2 separate regions of the Homo sapiens genome follow, and region 1 is linked to region 2. Evidence: read pairs that join two places in POLR2A ChIA-PET (ENCODE). Cell type or tissue: GM12878. All regions are shown on one strand. Each heading gives the region's core, and the rest is flanking DNA. Links, peaks and the distances in the headings are about the cores only. Region 1 has its middle 36 kb from the start of ZBTB38. Region 2 overlaps ZBTB38 (zinc finger and BTB domain containing 38).

Evidence for each region. ChIA-PET counts read pairs that join two places held together with the same protein. Peaks named below come from ENCODE experiments on the same cell type or tissue, not always from the same donor. Only the 100,000 strongest peaks of a DNase experiment are listed, where the experiment ranks them.
Region 1: POLR2A ChIA-PET joins it to region 2 with 5 read pairs; 3 of 35 experiments call an interaction of 5 or more read pairs at or near these places.

What each region holds. Positions count from the first base shown.
Region 1 is chr3:141,327,130-141,337,451 of GRCh38, forward strand. It overlaps a transcript of ZBTB38 not described here. Among named protein-coding and RNA genes, the nearest start is that of ZBTB38, 36 kb to the right of the region's middle. RefSeq lists an enhancer at 10,202-10,281. In GM12878, for the core only: no CTCF peak of the experiment used is centred there; DNase peaks (open chromatin) are centred at 1,352 and 4,712; H3K27ac peaks cover 2,827 bases.
Region 2 is chr3:141,381,355-141,391,676 of GRCh38, forward strand. It overlaps ZBTB38 (zinc finger and BTB domain containing 38), which reads left to right. Exons shown (of 6, transcript NM_001376113.1): 3 at 71-133; 4 at 5,518-5,583. Among named protein-coding and RNA genes, the nearest start is that of ZBTB38, 18 kb to the left of the region's middle. RefSeq lists an enhancer at 6,202-6,431. In GM12878, for the core only: no CTCF peak of the experiment used is centred there; a DNase peak (open chromatin) is centred at 5,567; H3K4me3 peaks cover 7,203 bases; H3K27ac peaks cover 8,000 bases.

The DNA.
Region 1 (10,322 bases), core at 828-8,827, 54 kb before region 2:
AGAAAGGAAAAGAAGCTGAAGAGATGTTCTCTTCAAATGAAAAGGCAGGGTGAGATTTAAAAAGCTGACTGCCTCTTTCCTCAAGAAGGTGGGGCATAACTCCATACTCCTTAAGTGTGGGCCACACATAGACTTCCTTCCAAAGAGTACAGCATGGAAAGGGGGAAAAAGAGAAATCTGACAAACACTATCTTAGCCAGGCGATCAAGGTCAATATCAACAGTGATGATGTTGATGGTCTGTACCTTGATATGATGTGACAGGAACAGCACCTTACCTCTGCGGTCTTCCTCCCCCAAACCCATGACCCCAGTCCAACCGTGAGAAAAATGTCAGACTAAAATTGAAGAAAATTCTATAAATACTTGACCAGCACTTCTCAAAACTGTCTGGGTCATCAAGAAAACAAGGAAAATGTGAGAAACTGTCAAAGCCCAGAGGAGCCTAAGGAGACGTGACAACCAGATGGAATGTGGTCACCTGGATGCTTCCTTAGAACAGAAAAAGGACACTAGTTAAAAACTAAGGAAACTGAATAAAGCTTGGACTTTAGTTAATGATACTATATCTGTATTGGCCTGTTAGTTGTAAGAAATGCACCACACTAATGTAATACATGAATAATGGAGGAAACTGGGTAATGGGTATATGGGAATTCTTTGTACTATCTTGTCAACTTTTCTCAAAATCTAAAAACTACTGTAAAATAGAAAGTTTATTTTAAAAATATATAAAGCTAATTGCCAGGGAAACGACTGGTTGGAAAGCTACTGAGACTCTGTGTCTTCCAATCTTTCCTGAAAACCCTTGAGAAATTTTATAACCACATGCAGAACTAGGTCATGCCTCTGGTGGCTGCTGCACCAAGATTAATGGGGAAAGATTCTGGTTGTATAGTCTAATGCTTGAAGTTCAAGATGGGAAAGCCAGGAGAAAAGGTAAGGTAATTCATCATTTTACATAATATATTCATCATTCATTCGTTCGCACGCCGCTGCACAGAAACAGTGACACCCTCTCTTCCAGTTCACCTTCTCCCAGTCTCCTTCATGGACTTCTCTGTCTATCCATGCTTAAAGGTGGTGTTTTTCATACAATTTCATGTGCATAATACCCGACATTTTTCTGTCCTCAGCCTCATCTACCACTTATTTGCCAATGACTCTCAGATCTAGAGATAGATCCACTTGTCTACAGCCATCCCCATTTGAATATCCCACATGCACAGCACATCTGCAATGGCACTTAGCACCTCCTCAAAACTTGTTGAAGCCACTACTCTTTTCTTAATCTCTCTTTCTGTGAATGATGTCACCACCCCCTCATTTACTCAAATCAGAAACTCAACCTGAACTTCTTGTCCATCCCAGAAATCCCCTCAGCTACCAAACTGTGCACACTCTACCTCCTAAATGTTTCCTGGGTCTAGGCCCTTCCCTCCAACCTCAGCACCTTAGCCAGCTTCTTATCATGTCTCATCACAGAGCCCCTACCTGGACTCCTCCAGCCCCTGGGTAACCCCCACACTCCCCACACAGAGCGTCTCTAAAACACAGCCCAACCACACCACTCCTGTGCTGACAACCCTCCAAGGCGCTCTGTCACCCCTGGAATGCAGCCAGGCTTCTCTGCCTGGCACACAAGGCCCTTCTTTCCCCTCTTGTCATTCCCTCCTCATCTCCTTTCATGTTCCCAAACGCACCTTCTGCTCCCACCAAACTACTGGGGATTCCCTTTCCCAATTTTTCCCATGTCCTACTCCTACTTGGTCTTCAAAATTCAACCCAAGCTCTCTTTGGGAGCATTCCCTGAGCCCTCCAGGCCTCCTCCTGAGTGCTCCCATAGGTGCTCCTCCCCTACCTGTCTCCCCGTCCCCCAGTCGTGCATAGCTCTGCCATTGCTCTCATTCTTTCATCCAATAATTGGCTAGTCTGAATACTACAAATACAACAGCGAACAAGCCACAAAAGAAAAAAACCCCGCCTCCTTGGAGCTTTTACTCTCTGCACACTAGTTTTCCTGTCTTTTCCCCTTGAAGGTGAGAACCATCCTTTATATGCTTCTTAAGCACTTAGCATAGTGCCCAGCACATGGCCAGTGCTCAAAAATATAGATGAGTATGTGAAGGAAGGTCCCTGACTGTGTTCCTCCCATCCTTCATGCCATTCAACGAAAGGAATTAGAGAAATGCCTTCAACATGCTCAGGAAAAATAACTTCGATACATCACTCCATCCCTTCCCACATCCTTCTCCCAGCTTAATTTTATTTCCCTCGGAGCGGCACACGTTTAATGACTCGTGACTGTACATCCTTCTTTGAGGGTCTCCACTTGCCTCTGGAAAGAATAATACTGCCACAAGCAGAGTATTATACATGCTACTTGTTTGTTTTTAATTTTAACAATCAACGTATATAAGCACAAAGAATTATATTTCTAGGGCAAGACATACAAGTTATAAAACGTGGTGCCATGTAGCAGTGATATTAAGGGACCCAGAGGTTAGGGACAGGGGAGGAGAGCAGAAATGGAAGGTTAATTTTCTCATCTTGTAAAATGGAAGTTTCCAGATACTGCATTACATTTATGTGTCAATAACTAGAATCCTATATTTCAACCTCTATTGCTTTTCATTGTACAGCTTTTGGTACTGTTTGGATTTTTTTTTAATTAGAAAATTTTAGAAAACTCGTTGGAATAGAAAAATAATGAAGGGTGGTGAGGCACGGTGGCTCACGCCTGTAATCCCAGCACTTTGGGAGGCCAAGGTGGGTGGATTGCTTGAGCCCAAGAGTTCAAGACTAGCCTGGGCAACATAGTGAGACCTTGCCTCTATAAAAAAATTTATATATCTACATATATTGTATATATATATCACATATAATTTATATACATTTATTTATGTATGCATGTATTTTATATATATAAAATAATGAAGGAGAGATGACATATTTATTGTGGAAGAAAGGTGGCACAGTCACCAGGAGGTTCTTTGAAGAGTTCCTTCCTCTGGAGTCATGATGGGCACTGGGAGGTGTACGTGTCCAGTGTTGACTATAGCCAGTGGCCTCAGGGAGTGTGTCTGGTCCAGCTTTCAGCTGACAGCTTTCTCATCAGTGCTGGGTCACTGGCTGCAGCTGCAATTAATGCGCTCTCCTGACTAAGGGTACCATGGAACGTCCTCTGCCTTTGCCCCCCAGAGCCTTGGGAACAGATTCCTGGAAATTCTGAGCAAGGTGCTAGCAAGTCCATTGCAACCCACTCACCAGAAAGCCTTCCTCCACTGATGGGGGATGTACGGTGGCTGTCTTTGTCCCTCTGTGTCCCTTTTCTGATGATGTCATTCTCAGCCACCCTGTGGAGTTGTTGGAAAGAACACAGCCTCTGAAACCAGAGGACCAGGATGAGAGGGTGTTCAGGCCCTCCCTTGTTCAGGGACCTTGTGTCAGACACTCAGACTCTTTATGCTTCTGTTCTTGCCACCCTGCCCAAATGCACTGCTGTGGTTTGAATGCTCCCCTCAAAATTCACGTGGAAACTTAATCCCCAATGGGGCAGTATTGAGAGGTGAGGCCTTTAAGAGTTGATTGAATCATGAGGGCTCTGCCCTCAAAAGTGGATTAATCCATTCATGGATTAATGGTTAAAGGGTTATCACAGGAGGGGAACTGGTGGTTTTACAAGAAGAGGAAGAGAACCTCGCCATGCGATGCCTTGTGCTACCCCAGGACTCTGCAGAGAGTCCCCACCAGCAAGAAGGCTCTCACCAGATGTGACCCCTCAACCTGGAACTTCCTGGCCTCCATAACTAAAGGAAATACATTTCTTTCCTTATAAAATACCCAGTTTTAAGTATTCTGTTATAAGCAACAGAAAACAGACATGTACTTTCCCCATGTCTCCAGATCCTTATAATGATCAAAGAGAAGATATATGTAGAGTTCCTCTGTCAGCTCAAATATTATTACTAGCAGCATCTCTTTGAACTTTTGCTTATAAGATCTTCAATTCCAACTCCATCTCATGAGTCATGACATCAACTCTAAATATCTCATTTACTCTTCTGTTGAAGCATGCACTATGCAATGTGTGACACAGGTGAACGTGTACCTTATGGAATAACATGCCTAAGAGCTCTGGGGTGATTGGGCAAAGTCCTTGGTTATGTTCCCACCTGGAGAATCTATTTCACTCTAGGCAACTACTGGACAAATTCAGGCTACTGATTATGTAGGAGAGAGAGACAGAGACAGAGCTGGCTAGCCCTAATATGTCACCATCAAATTGTGTCCAGTGAGGGAATGTCTTACACTGTCGTCCCCATGGAAGTCTGTAGCCTGAGTACAGCTTTCACCTGTACAGCACTGATGTTTATGCCTGCTTCAAGAATGACTGTGTTTGGGTTGTTTTTTGTTTTTTGTTTTTTTTTTATTGCTCACACACAAATGAGAAGGAATTACTGTATTTTTGTGTAGGTGTTTGTGTTCACTTTGCTGGTTTTAGGAGAGACTTCAACATGGGGCCATTCTTCTCTGTATTCCTTAGGCTGCAAGTGTGTCATAGTAAGCTGAGGCTGAGCCTGAGGCTGGGAGAGAGTTAAGGTGTTTCCCATTCATGGGTTTGAGCAGAAGAGGAAAGATCTGAGAAGCGCTGACCGAGCCAGGAAGCTGCTTTCACCAGCCGATGAACAAGTGTCTGGTGATCATGCATCTGTGCTTGGACAGGATTCTTCTGGGAAGGCCTGTGAGTCAGGGCCCCTGGGAGTCCTCGGCTGGGGACTTCAAATGAGTCACTGTGCTTTCTGATGCCTGACAAATAAGTGGAAGATAATGCACTTGCCTTCAGTCTGGAAGACGTGTGACCCTTTGGGGAAGAGGGTCAGCAGCGGGGAATTGTGTCACCAACGTTTCTTTTTCTGACCCTTGGCCTTTCCTGCAGATCCACGTCAAACACCATAACTGAGCAGCTTGATGTCTCATTTTTGTGCTTATCTTGTTTTTCATCCTAATACTTTTTTCCTAAGTTGAATCATTCAGGGCTCTTGATGGCCTCTGAAATGAGTTGAATTTTCCTAGCCTGTCATTCAAATTCTGGCCCCTTCCTATTTTCCCATTGAGAATGCCCTGCTACTCCAACCAAATTCATCAGCTGGCCATTCCCTGAGTGCACCCAGACAGTTCCACCCTTGCTCACATTTCTCCTCTTGTCTGTGTCTTGTCTACACACCCCTTCTCTTTTTATGTAAACCTATTGAAATTCTGCTCTAGTCCCACATACTGGGTGGCAGTGGCCCCTTCCCCAACTACTCTAGCACCTGGCAACTCCTCTCAGCTCTGAGCCCTGCAGCCCTAGCTGCACCTCCAAACTTGGCACAGGCTCTCACCCGGCCACCTCTCCTTTATGTTGGGGATGTGTCTTGTACTTTGCTGTATTTCCAGAGCTTGTCAGGGGCTATAATATGTAATGGGTGCTCCATGATATTTGCTGTAGATAAGGATGAAACGATCTGCCGCCCTGAGCAATGCCCTGAATGCTTGTTCCTGGCGCCCTTGGCTTCTAGAAGAGCCTGCAGATGGAGTGGGGGAGGGATGCCGAAAGAAGAAACCCAGAGGGCAGCTCTGCTTATATATCTTCTGTACTGAGGTTTCAAGTAACATTAGCTTAAGAAAAAAGATTCTGTGCTGAAAATTTGAAAACTACTGGAAACTATTGTTATTGTTTCTACACCTAATTGATAAACTAGGGGAAATTCATACCCGACATTCAGTGGCACAGAGAACTCATCAGAAAAGGAAGGATACAGAACAAGTGTGGGCATTTTACATGGCACCAGGAAAAAAATACCTGTCCTGTAGAAAGGGGTTTCTTAAACAATGAACTTGCCAAGACCATCTAAATTCTAGAAGTTTGCATTTTGGGTCTCAAGAGGTCACAAGTGATTGAAGCTCCACAGTGAGTTCTACAAGGGGTTGGAGATCTGGCTCCTTTGTAAAATCCTTAGCAGGCCTTTGAGGGCCCCAGGGGACAGTGTAAAGCCCAGACTCATTGTTTGCTCCGGTAAAGCCTTGTTCGGATACAGGAGACAGAAGCCAATGCCAACTGGCTCAGTTAATAGGGGACTGGGGTTGGTGTGAGGTTATAGGTAAAGGAGACCTAGGACAGCAAGTCAGACTCAGCCAGGCCCAGGAAACCAGCACGGGAGAGTCACTCACATGGTTGGTTGCTCACTCCAGGCCCACTTCATCCCTGCTTCTGTCTGCCTGTCTCTGCTTGACATCTACCAGCCCAGAGTCCACAAGACCTCATGGCTCCAAAGCCTGCTGCTATCTGGATGGCCAGCCACAGATGGCCTGCCACTCAGATCACATTTGTGAGATGGAGGCTCAGGTTGACCAGGCACAGCCCCTGCTGGGTCCACTCCATGCCTAATCAGTGAGAGGAAGGGGTTACCACAGGATCAAGAAGCACCAACAGGGCTGGCTGCAGAGGGTGGACAAGTAGAGCCCAGGCTGCCAAGACAAGGGCAGTGTGGGTGGGGAAAGAGTGCCCAGCCTTGCATTGACCCCTTGCCTAGCACCCTCATGGACCCAGAGACATCTGGCCCTGCAATTTGTTGGGTTTTGGAGCACACACTCACTGTGTAAGCACAGTAATATTGCAGTGGATATTTTCATAGCCAGCTTCCACCAATGATTGTAAGTTCTTGCTTCCTCCTAGGGCTGCAGTCTAGTTTCTCCCTCACAGTGTGGATCTTACAGCTTAGGGTGGAATCTGGTTGGCCAATTTTTCAGCTTTGACAACATGGAAAGTCAGAAAATAGACTTTCATAAACAGTGTGGTTGCCTCTTACATAAAAGGTAGTGTCTAAAGTCAGCACACACAGGGAAATACATGGAATCAAAATGTCTCCTGAGAATCCTTTGAATCACCCATAAAGAATGGGACGCATACATCTCTCAGGAAGCCTAATATAGCCATTTTCTTCTAGCACTAGACAGACCATGTGTTTTTGGCTGACAACCAAGCAATGTGGTTGGTTTGCATTCAGGATCATGTTTAATGAAAAATCTTTAGATCCCTTCTCAGGTATTTAAAAGAAAAAAAAAAAAGCTATGTGCCAAAGAGGCCCATGGTAACCTAGAACCTCAGGGAAATGCAGGTTCTCTCTGAGGCATCTTCTCATGGGAATGTGAGGGGGGATGCTTTCAACATTAAATCGCCTCCCTGCCTTCCTTCTTTCCTCCCTCCCTCCATTTTTCCTTCCTTCCTTCCTTCTTTCCTTCCTTCCTTCCTTCCTTCCTTCCTTCCTTCCTTCTTTCCTTTCTTCCTTCCTTCCTTCCTTCCTTCTTTCCTTTCTTCCTTCCTTCCTTCCTTTCCTTCCTTCTCCCTTCCTTTCTCTCTGGGAAGGATATATTGTTAAATTGCCTTAGGTTAGCTGTACATGGGATGTCACCATAAGAGGACAGCACCCCTGTCTGTCCCTCTCCCCTTCTCGCACATGGGGATGAGATACTCTCTCAGGCAGGGACTGTCCTGTGGTCTGCAGTGCCTCTCCCTATACCTTCCCCAGCCCCCGGCACCACATATCCTAGCCCCCTGCATGCGCTACATCCTGCTGTAATGACCCCTGATTAACGAGTTGATTCTAACCCTGCTGTGCCCAGTTCCTCTACCTGAGAAGTGAGCTTTAACAAAGAAGGAGACAGGCTGCATAAAATTAAAACACCTGATTTTGAACAATTAGCTAGATATGGAAGGCTAATCTTTCAGATCATCTTTCTAAAAATGAAAAAATGGACTAGATCTCTGGTCCTTAAACTTGGCCATCCATCAGAATCACCTGCAGAGCACAGATTCTGGTTCAGTAGCTCTGGGGCAGGTCAAGAATCTGCATGTCTGACACTACCGCCTCTGCTGCCGACACTACCGCTTCTGCTGCCGTCACCACTGCCAGGTCTGCCCCACTCAATGCTGGTGCTACCGGTCAGCCAGAACCACACTGCATATCCCTGGAAAGGGTGCTTGGTTGGAAGGCCTTTGTGAGAGAAACAGCCTTAGTGTCCCTCGTGCATAAACTGAGGATAATAGTTGTCTGCTCGTGTTATGTAGATTTGTTGCGAGCACTAAATGACTTAATATTTGTAGTGTTTAGAACTGTGTCTGATACAAAGTAATGGCCATACAAGTGTTTTTAAGTAACAGTAATTTTTAGAGTCCCATGCCTATTATCCACAAGTAAACTCTAGTCTTATACCTCTAGAACAAATGAAATCAACTTCCTTAGATACAGCTGAAATCCTGGCCTGAGTTCAGCTGAAAGCCTGGGCTTAGATGGCTGGAAAACAAAATAAGAAGTGTGAATGTTCCTCATAACTTTTCCCAGCCCTGGAGCACAGATAACCTACAAGATCTGGACTGAATCTGCTGTTTCAGGCAGCATGATGCCCTGGGCTGGGCTGGAAGAGACAGGAACAGGCACAGGCCTTCCGTGGCTGCTGCCTTGGCCACTGATGGCACAATTATCATTCCCCACAACAGGGCCCAGCTAGCCTCAGATCACCTCCCAGAGGCACCTCTGCTGAACTCTCCATGACATGTTGGTCCCACCAGTTTCTATCAATCACATCCGCATGCTGTTTCATCACAATAGTAACCACTGTTTAAAATGACCTGATTTATGTGTATCTGTTTATTTATTATGCCTTCTCCACTAGAATGTAAGCATTTATGTCTCATCCTCTACTACACCCCAGCACCTAGCACAATGCTGACACATAGTAGAATGCTCAGTAAATATGTGTTGAATGTATGAACCACAAGTGTCAAAGGGTATGAAATTGAAGGGGAAAATATCATATATTCTTTTCATTTTGCCTGTCATCACCTTTCTCTCTCTTACTACTGTGAGTTGAAAGCTGCTTTCTAAGAGCCAGTAGTGTGAAGCAGACTACTAGCAGACTGAAAGCAGACAGTCCTGTGCTGGAACTGCTAACCATGGGAGAAGGGACCCTCCCAACTTTACTTGGAAGGCTCTCAGTCTTGCCTGACTGCTGGTCGATGGGACGTTTGTCTTAAAGTATCAGCAAAGTACAAAGGCACTGGCTGGTGCCTGGATGAGCTTTATTCTCAGAAATATTCACATACTCTAAATGGGAGATGTCAAACCCATGCCAATAGCTCCATTAAAACCCAGGCTTCCCACCAAGAGCAACTGGCATGGTTTTCTATTTGCTTCTCTTGACCATCAGTGATAAAATTTACTATTTTATATAGAGAGACAGAACATGTGTTGGGCATCTCAGTAGTTCAAACCAAAGACAGAAAAACACCTCTTACATGTATGTAATAGATTTTTTTAAATATACAGTTTTCCTTTTTTTAATTAATTCATTTATTTATTATAGAGATGGAGTCTCACTGTGTTGGCCAGGGTGGTCTTGAACTCCTGGCCTCAAGCAATCCTTCCACCTCAGCCTCCCAAAGTGCTGGGATTACAGGTGTGAGCTACCACACCTGGCAGTAATAGATGAATTTACTTGTACAACAAACACAAATTTTTGTGTTGTGCGGTTTCTCACTAGGGCCACGGTCGGCCTCTGGGCAGAGATACTATTATGTGGTGTGGGATTTTCCCACATGGTAGGACATTTAGCATCCCCCGTCCCTGGGGAACTAAATGCCAGTAGCCCCCAGGAGAATTTGTGACATCCAGAAAATGCCCCCAGGCATTTCCAAACACCTTCTGATGGGTGAGACTGCCCATTTGAGAATCACTAGGCAGGGAAAAGTAAATTCCTTCATTTTACTTCAAATGGGGTGTGTTAGCATCATCTTGCTTGAGCAGCTTTAAAAAAATAGTTTCTAATTACGTACATAACACATTCTCTTTGCAAACAAATCCTATAGATAAAGCTGAAGTCTCCTTTGACGCCCACTTCCAGTTCTAGTCACTCCCCGCTTCTCTGAGGAAGTGAGAGTAACTGACATGGTTTCTACCTTCAAGACCCTTTGCTTTATGTTTATATACAGATGTAGGAACCTGCATACAAGTATAACGGAGTGTTGTTGGTGTGTGTTTGTGCTGTGTATTTCATCTGCAACTTGAATTTTTTACTCCACAATACCTGTTGAAGGTCTTTCCATGTCCAAACACGTAGAAATGCCTCATCCTACAGCCGAGTAATATGTAATGACTGCACAGCATTTTATCATGTTGATGGGCCTCTTAGCAAAGAGCTGCAAAGGAAATCAATTCCCTGGATGAGGCGTTGCCTGTGGTCTGGTCACAGGACCAAATTAGACAAAAGCTGAGGTCATTTTGA
Region 2 (10,322 bases), core at 919-8,918:
GCAGCCTATGTCATTTGCCACTTTTCCTTTGTTAAAAAACACATGGTTTACAGTTCCCTTTTCCTTCCAGCTCTTTCCTGGAGAGTAACCCCAGTTTGGTCCACAAGGCTTGCTGCCCAATCTTTGCCAACAGGTATGTACTCCTTTCTCATGTCCTACACAGATGCTAATGGATGGACGTGAGGATGCTCATGTCTAAGAACTGGAGAAGGTTTCCTGGAGTTCAGAATCCTCAAGCATATCATTCACCCAACCCTTCATTCTACTACCTATGAGCGTTGAGCAAGATAGTCTTCCTCTCCTATTCCCAGGTAGGGTGGAGCTGGTGGATTAGAAAGCCCCCTTTGAGAGCCATCTTGTTGGCATATACAATTACTGCAAATGAAGCAGGATAGTCAGCTGGCCACCTACACCAGAAGACAGGAGACTTGGAGTCCAGCTCTTGGCCTACTTGACCTAGAAAACAAGCTGGGCTTGATTTTTTAGAATCACAAACTTTTAGAACTGGAAGGGACCTGAGACAGAGGCAAAATGAACAGATGTTAACAAACAGAGTCATTAAAATGATTTTAGTGTTTAAATCATTTTAATGATAAAATAAAGCAGTAAATTTGGTTGAGGAAAATCTCTTACTTCAAAATTAGGCTTTTTAAAATTCCATTTAAAAATATGTTGGAAAAAAATCATAATAGCTACTTAGGTTATCTGTTCAGGAGAAAAATACTATTTGTGAGTTGAAAGTAGGTCAGTTTTAGCCGGGCACAGTGTTATGAGCCTATAATCCTAGCTACTCAGGAGGCTGAGGCGGGAGAATCGACTGAGAGTTCAAGTCCCACCTGGGCAACATAGCGAGACTCTGTCTCAAGAGAACCCAAAACCAAACAAACAAAAGAGAACAGGCTACTCTGATTGTTACACTGATTTTTCTTTAACTGATCATTTAGAGTAGAACACTCTAACAACCTGATAACAAATTTATTCACAAATGCTGAATACATTGGGTGTAAAAGGAAACTAGCTATAATTTTTAATATAGTGAAAGGCTGCATTAATAATAAACTCACTTATGAAGTGTGTGATCTTGGGCAAATCGTTGTATCTCTCTCGGCCTGTTTGGTCACCTGTGAGAGGGAAAAAACTAGACTCCACTAGGTTTTAATAAATACATTTCAAGTGGAAATGTATTTATTAAAATAAACATTCCATCTGAAATATATTTATGTCATTTATTTTCATTTATTTTGCCTCATAAAATATTTTTTGAATTATGGCAAATCTCCCACTAAAATATTTACTCTGCTTTCTACACTTAACTTTCCAACATGGTCCATCTGATTCCTCCTCTTTCATTGTGTCTTTTCCACCTGCTGGGCCCAGCCTGTCTCCAGCTGGTGGCATCCTAGGTTCCCACAGTTCCCAGGGCCTGGAGGGTAGAGGCTGATTCATATGAACAGAGGTAGTCAGGGCTCCAAGGAGATAGAGTCCTCTACCAGGTGTCTGCACAATAATAAGATTACTGACATCAGGGATGGAGTGTGGACGTAGGAGGAAGTTTTATCCTCTTAGGACTGGTGGAAAGACGTAGACTTTGCAATCAATCAAACTTAGGTTTGAATCCTAAGTCTGCTATTTACTGTGTGTAATCTCTATTAGTTCCTCACCTAAAATTGAAGGTACTCAGTTTGCAGGATTATTGGGTTAGAATGAAATAAACATTGGACGTGTAGCTAAAATATTGAGTATGTAGTAGGTTCTCCATAAGGGCAGCTAGTGTAGACTTTTTAGCTCTGATCAATGTGGAAGGCAGAAGTTCCTGCCCAGGTCTCTAGGCAAGATGTAGATGTTCAAAGTAGCTTTGAACTTTCTCAAAAATCCAAAGGCATTTTTGGTCATTTGTAAATTAAATCACCATGTTGTTTCCAGGACTAAATACGCTATAGACAGATGTAATAACCAACCTCATTAAAAAATCTTAAACTTTTTAAATATTAAGAATTTAAACAAAAGTGTATTTGGTAAACACTTTTATTTTTCTTTTAATTTCAATTGGAATAGCCTAACCTGACAACAATGTACCCACAAATGTTGACTACCTCTATTAGGTGTAAAAAGAACCCAGCTGTAATGTTTAATGTGGTGAATGGCATAAAGGAACATGCAAACTGATCCAAATGTTTATAAACCAAGTATTCCTCTGGGACTCAGTGCCCTGACTTTATGTTTTTTAAAACATAGAGAGTCAAGCTTTGTTCATACTTGAATTATGTACATTGCATTAGCCGTGCAATTTAACTTTAACCCACAGGACTGCAAAGAAAATTAGCTCAGCCTGCAGAACAACGAGACCACGAGCAAGTAAGCACGTTAATCAAAGTGAAAGGCTCACCCCTCACGTCTAGCTCCGTCCTTCTCCAGCCTGTGCCTGCCAGATTATTTCGGGTTCCTCGTGTTTGACTCGTCAAAGTGGCAGAAACAGGCTAAAATGTTCACTGTGGAAAAGGGATTTGCCTTTTAAATTAATGTTTGTGCACATGCCCCGAGGAGGCTGATGAGAAGCACGCAATTTTTTTAAATCATAAGTGAATGCATACCCTTGCCACTAGTAATCATGACAAAGCTTAAGTAATTCAGGCATGGGCATGGTTTTCTGAAAGTATAAAACAGGATTTACTAGTTGAGAATGTCTGCCTAAACAAGCTCATTGCTTTGAATATTTTCAACTATAGTTCACATTTGTTTAACCCGAGCAGGTCTGGTAAACGTACCACGTTTACTGATTGAGTGTCTTGGAACATCACAAAATAAACCAATACATGGCTTTTAGGCTAGTTTTGACAGAGGGTGGACAGAGAACCCCACAGGGGGTTTGGAAACTGCCCTGGCATCTGGCTTACAAGTACCAGTAGGGGACCTGACCACATTCACCACCCTTCCCTGTAAAGGGAATAGAACACTATTTACTCATCTCCTGGGAGCCTAATATGGATTACTGTTGTTGTCACTGTCATTTATTATTCCCGACAGAGGAGGCAGATGACTTAGTTCTATGTGGTCAGAGTTGATTCCATAACATGTATATTTAGCCTACATGATAATAATTTGCGAGTATTTTTAAATGAATGTCTAGCTTTCAAACGTCATTGATGGGGAATATCTCAACAGACATGAAGAGCATTCAATGCCTAGGTGTTTGCGTCAACCTCCTCCCACCCCACTCTAAGGACTCTGCTTCACAGATGACCGTATATTGAATTGGTGCCTTATAACTCAGCGTGATCATCTCTCTAATTCTCGACCCCCATGGTAAAGGAGGAATTGGCCTAAGGACACTCCATTCTAATTTTCTGACGCTGTCAATGCTAACCAGAGCTCATAGAGCAATGATGTGGGGGTGGGGAAGATGGTTCCACCATTGGTGTGAGACCAGGAGCTACTGTTTTCGTTAGAGCCACATTTATTTCTGGAGTAGTTGTGGGAGAGAGATGTACTCCAAAGAGAAGAGGACTCTTGCTATGGTTCAGGTATGACCCACCATCTGGACAACTCAACTCAGAGACTTTAAAGTGTATAGGATATAGGAGGGCAGGGTACATTCCATACACTAAGCTAAAAATCACTTATGCTCTGGGGCAGGAGATAGCATGAGAGCTAGAAACAAAAGATCCAGTTGTGAAACCTAGTACCTCAGCTAAGGTGTTTGAACATATTTTCTCTTTTAAAAAAATTCTGGGGAGCTTCAATGTGTTGCTAACCTGATTATTTTCAGCCAGTCCTTACAGAAGATTGAGGTGCTGGAAAACTAGCAACCCCAGAAAATATTAATTCATTTTTGCAAGCGTTAAAATTAACAACAGCATATTCAGTGATGCAATAGGCAATTAAAGACTTTTGGAGAGATAAGAAGAAGAAAACTATAAATATTATATATTCAAAATCAGTCTCAGCATTTTATAAAAATGTTGGCTTATGTCCAGGATCTAAGGGTGGGGGTGGGTATGGTTTCTTTGTAGCTATAGAGTGGAAAAGAATCTGTTCTATTTCCTTAAAAATAAAAGACTTCTTGTTTTATACAGCATGGCAAATAAAATGCTTTTTTGTTTTTTTACCTGCCGGCAGGATCTGGAGGAAATTTTGCTAGCAAGCTATGCTGTTTTCCTCTTTGGGGACCTGGTGACACTGGTTTTGCAGCAAAACCGTATTTGCTTATTAGGCATTTCTTAAAAATCCTGAATAAGCAGCTCTTTCAACAGTTTTTGTTCCACATGTTAAACATTTCATTGCAATTCGAGCTTTGAGTGTGTGTGTGTGTGTGTGTGTGTGTGTGTGCGCGTGTGTTGATAGGAAGGAATGAAAGGGGGTGCATAAGAATTCTTGAATGTTTTTTATTTAAAAAATTAATTCCTCACCATTACATATTGAACTATCTGCAGAAGGTGATTCCAATTTATTACATACCACCAAACTAGATCCCATCAATCTTGAGCAGTGGGGGTAGGGAGGTGGTTTTGAAGATGACATGAAATTTGGTGTTTGAGTAGATGAGATTTAATTTTCGGAAAACATTTCACTCATAAAACGGATATCAACCCAGTGTCAGCACTGACCTCCTGATGTCAATGTCATCATGCAAGCATAGCTAAAATAAGCCTCAAAGTAAAACAAAGAAACATTGCATCTCAGCACAACACGATTTCTTCTCTTACAGTATGTACTATCTATAGCCTTTTGGTATTCCTATTAATGGCTTGTTACTTTAAAATTTAGCTTTTGGAGGGGGAGGGAGAAGATAAATCATTTTGCATTTTCTGTGTTCTGAACGCATACAGTATGCTGCTGTAAGTCTTAGTATTATTTAGGTCAGTATCCTAAGGATAGCTTTAATCGTTCATGATGGTCAGCTATACAGCCAGAGGAATTCAGCATCAATTTATTTTTCTGTTCTGATTTTATTCTGCTTCCAAGTTTTAAAAAATCCATTCACATTTTAATAAAATTCTGAGGCGGTATCTGCCGCTCTGTACTGCAGATACATTTAGCAGGATACATTTACACTGCTTGTGGTTAAAGGTTATAGCACGGATACAGACAGCTGATCATGCATTTTTCTACAAGCCTGCCGGCACCATTTAGGATTTTGAAAAATAATCTAGAAATGCTATACCCTTTATCAAAATTATTTTTTACTTTGCAAGAGCTTAACAGTTTTGGTTTTTTCTTAGCAATTCTATAAAATTAACATCTATAAAATGCATCCCGGACCAGATACATACTGTATTGAAAGCTTTCTTCAGGAAGAGAATATGAGAGTGTTCTTTCCAGCTTATTTTCTTCCTTAGCAAAAGGATTGTTTGATTCTCAGAAGCAGAAGGACACATTCATTGTGGAGCAGCTCTGCTTAAGTGTATGAAATGCCTTCTGTCTGGTTGCAGAATTTGGAGTTTACTAAACAGTGTTTAGTGATTGGGCTCATCTTGCATCACCAGTTGATGACATTTTTCTTTGTTCCCTCCTACCCAGTTGAACCAAGACTCTGAGGCTGATATGCAATGTCACTTACAACATTAATCAGATACTGCATTTAAGGTGAGCTGTCCCTTGCCTCCTCCTTCCCCAGTGCTCGTGTGCTGCATGCAGTGCGTATCTTGCTTCTGCGAGCCTAAGATGGCAGGCAGGATTAGCCGTGCTTGTGCTGTGTGTGCATGCTGTGTCTAGAATTCATTACACGTTGCCTAGTATTTCAGATGTGAGTATGTAAATGCTCTGTATGCCATATCATCTGGTAGCGAAGACTTGTTTTTGCCTCATTACAGCCTTAGATATTTCAACATCACCTTTCATTTCCAATTCATTTGCTTCTGGATGTTTGTTTTTCATCACATTCAAAATATGATTTTACCTTTTTTTTTTTAACAAAACCAAAACCCCCCACAAACCCTAAAAACAAAAACAACAACAACAAAACTCTGCTACCAGATGGTGTCTCTCCTTTCTTCGTGCATTTGCTGTCTTTTAAATAATGTATGTTGTATTGTTAATTAATGTGAATATCAAATTAAACACTTGAAACTTACATGTTTATTATGCAGGTAGGAGGCAAGGTGGATTCTATTTTTAACTCTTATGCACTCCATCATGTGCAAGCAACTTGGGTTCTCAAATTTGTATTTTCAATGCTGGTATCAGTGGTTTGATTTTCAGCAAATGTGACAGTGGCCTTTGCAGTGGTCAGCTCCGAGCTTTGAACTCTCAGAGGAGGAAGGGGAAAAAAATTCAACACACCACCTCCTTGGTTGCAGTCTCAGAAAAACCTTGGATGAGAAACTTCTTTTTTCAATCCTGTTTTCCTGTTGATAAATTCAGTTCTGTGATCACAGTTCATTCAAGCTGTTCTGCGTATGATTTTTGTGTGTATGTGACAATTGCATCTAAAACTTGTGAGCAAGAAGACAGAGAAATCAGTTGGTCTCCATCGCTTTACATAAAAATGGCTGAGTGTCTTGTCATGCTAGCACTGCATTAAGTGATGCATACAGGTAGGTTGAAATTTGCATGTTTTTATAGTTTTTTTTGAGCCATGCAGCAAGAACATTAGATGCATTAGAATATGACTTTTAAAAAAACAAAAATTAAATAAGACAGCTGTAATCTTTTGGGGGAGGGTTTTTAATTGGACAGCCTCTGCTATTCAGATAGTATATAAATGTATAGCTTTTACAAACTTAGTAAATGATTCTGCCATAAAAGGGAGATTTTTTTTAAAAAAAAATCATATATATGATAGGTGTGGTGCCATTAGACAACAAAAGAATTTTTTGAAAAGAGTGATGATTCAGCTCCATTTCAGCTTGAAACTAAAAATAAATGGGTTTCTGGAGATGATTTCAAAGAGCGTAAACAAGCTTAATAAGAAACATTAAAAATATTTAAATTTTAAGAAGCGGTCTTTAAACGTGTTTATGAAAGATGAAAATAAAAACTGATATGCTTCCAAAATTAATTTTAGGTAATATACAAGAATACATTATATTATGTATATAATTTGGGGGGATGAGGAGTTACAATTTTTAAAGAGGGAAATATTAAATATAGATGGCCCTCTTAAAAGAAATAGAGCTTCACTAAATGAAACCGAGCCCCTAGAATGGTTCATTGCAGACCATATAGCTGTGGTTCTGGCACTTTTCAAAATAATTTCATGAGCTCTTTCTTTTGAACTTAACTTCTCAAATATATTTTAGTTTCAAATTTAACACTGGGCCAGAACCTGTTTCCTTGGTAACCAAATCGTATTTAAACATGTAATAACAGATATGCAAAAGAATGTCTTTAAAAAGGAAACAAATGTTTAATGAAAAATTTACAGTTCTTTTTCCTCTCATATAGAATCTGAACTGGTTTTAGATGGTTTTTAATGCGGTCTTCAAGCCTTAAAAATTAAGCCATGTTTCTAAACATATAGAGAAAGCTTGCACAGTGACAGCTTTTCTCTCCCTCCTTTGTGCTCAGTACTTTCAAAATTAAGGTTTTCTTTGCAGTATGCTCCAGAATGCAGGTCAAGGTTTGTGTACAGAGGTGTAGTTTCATTATCACAAGTTCACCAGCGCCACTGAAACAAAAGGTATTTCAGAAATTCTGAGAATCAGAAAATGCTTGTACTCTTGCCTTCCCTGATCCCTCCGTTGGTAACCTCAGTGCTGTCGGTAGAAAAGGACCCACATCCAAGCCTACCCCTCCAATGACAAGTGCACCCTGAACCTTTGTGGAAATATCTCTATAGGTGTGTTAGGAAGATGGTGCTAAACCTGAAACCTCCCCGAGGTTTGCTTCAATGTGAAGAACATTGAGATTCAAAACCATCTGTGTAAATGGCTGCTTTATTCTAGCAGTTTAACTAATATTCTATTCCATAGCACTATCGTAGAATTGAACCTCTCTAATGGGCTGAAGGGTGGTGGTGGTTGTTGTCATGTTGTTTTGTGGCCAACTAAAATATTTTGCTTGGAGTCTTTCTCTGGTTCAATTATTTTGGAACGTGATTCATCTCATACTGATTTTGTTCTCCAGGCTTGCCATGAAATACCCTTCCTGCAACACCTTTTTTTTTTTTTTTTTTGGCTGTTGGGAGCCATTTTCCTTCTTGCCTGTGACTTTAAATGACTAAGTACATTTTGAATATAGTATCAATCAGAAGATTGTAAACTGAAGGGAAATATCAGAAACCTGATTCAATATTGCCTATTTTTTTTAGTACCAACAGCATTAACAGTTGCAATAGGATCAAGCTAATTGTCATTCGCTCTTGAGCAAATAATGAGCCAGGCATTTATAATTAAAACACTACTGCTAGTCAGAAAGCTTATAACTACAATGTCTTCTATTTTGATAGGCCAGTACAAAGTAATCATTTTGCACCTATTTGAATCTTAATTACAAGATTAGATGGATGCAATGCAATTGTTTTACCATTAAAATGAATGCCTGATAGATTCAACAGTGTATTTCTTCTTTATAGAATGTCGATTCTTTTGTTTGTGACTCAAGCATGGTTGCGTCATCTTGTAGATTTTCATACTTAATGGCGTTTTTTTGTGGCATTATTCACTTATGTTGCTCTTAGTCTTGCCTAAAAGAATTTTAAACCCAATTCAAGGATCTAGAAAGCCAAATAAGATTGTTGGGAAGTGTATCGTACCATCGTCATTCTAATAAATAAACCAGTGAATAGAATAATAATTACTATATATTACTTCGTTGTGTTTCACCTTAATACTTTGCCTTCATATTTCACAGCAATCTTGACAAGGCACAAAGCTTTCCTAAACTTACCCATTTACAATTATTATTGAATTTCCAAGATTAGCTGAAAATGCTTCTTGATGATTGTAGAGGATGGCACTTACCCCATCTCATTGTTTGAAAAGCTATCCTGAACCCATTTACACTTTTTGGCTCCGGTATTTTTACTGGGCAGGCCAGAGCAGGTGTGACAGCAAGACTGTGCAAACAATTGCACTGTTCTCACCAAAACAAAATGGGCAAATATGTGGTTTTCTGTTGGAATGATTTATAATATAAAATACTATAATATTTATAATACTATAATACCAAGATTGCATCTCTTGCCATAATACTAGAGTGGTATTGATCTACCCCATCCATTTCCATGGATCCCCCGGAGATGGACTGGGAATCAGACTATGACTTAGAGCCTCTTCACTGTTATGTGAGAAGAATCTAGAAAGAGATCTAGCACTTTCTCTTTAGTACTAGGTCATGCTAAGTCTTTAAGTTCCTGGTACCATGTGGTTCATTCTAACAGCTCCTTTCCAAGGGAAATCCTGTTCTTAACAGCTCTCTTGGTAAATAAACAGTCAACACATTTATTGAGCATCTGCTACATGCCAGGCATATTCCAGAGGACGGGAGGGTGCTTGCAGGGAGGGGAATAAGCAAAAATATAGATGTAAATAAAGAAGGCAAGTGCACAGAGGAAAATTAAAAATTTTAAAATGAAAGTGGGCCAGGCACAGTGGCTCATGCCTGTAACCCCAACACTTTGGGAAGCCAAGACGGGAGGATTGCTTGAGACCAGGAGTTTGAGACCAGCCTGGGCAACATAGCAAGACCCCATCTCCACAAAAAATTTTAAAAATTAACTGGACACGGTGGCTGGTGTGCACCTGTAGTCCTAGCTATGCCGGAGGCTGAGGTAGGAGTATTACTTGAGCCCAGGAGTTCGAGGTTGCAGTGAGCTAGAATCATACTACTGCACTCCAGCCTGGGCAAAAAAGCAAGACTCTTTCTCTAAAAAAAAATTAAAATTAAAAAAAATAAAATAAGTGAGGGTTATGTGGTTCTAGGGAGGAGAGCCACTTTAAAATGGTTGATCAGAATGTTCTGAGGATGTAGCATTTAAGTGAAGATCGTGTGCTGAGAAGGATCTAGTCAGGTGAAGATCTGACGTGGGGCATTACCAGGAGAGGAGTGCTCATGCTCAGCCTTCAAACTTTCCTTTCTTTGTGTAAATGTTGCTATCTCAGAGCCAGGTCTGACAGTTTCAAGGACTGAGGCTTAACTTAGGTAAGCTTCCCCTACAGTAAGAGGATGGCCCAGGTCCCTGTGACTGGTTTTAGCCAGTCAAACTCCCAGAGTCTGGTACTCATGGGGTCATTGCCTTTGACCCCGTCACGACCCTGAAACTGCTTCAGAAGGTAGAGTACATTGCAGTGCTAGGTGGTGATGAAATTCTGGCACAGATTCAGTGTCAACCCAAGAAATGCACAGAAGAAAGACCTCTCAGAGTAGAGAAATTTCTGAGAAGC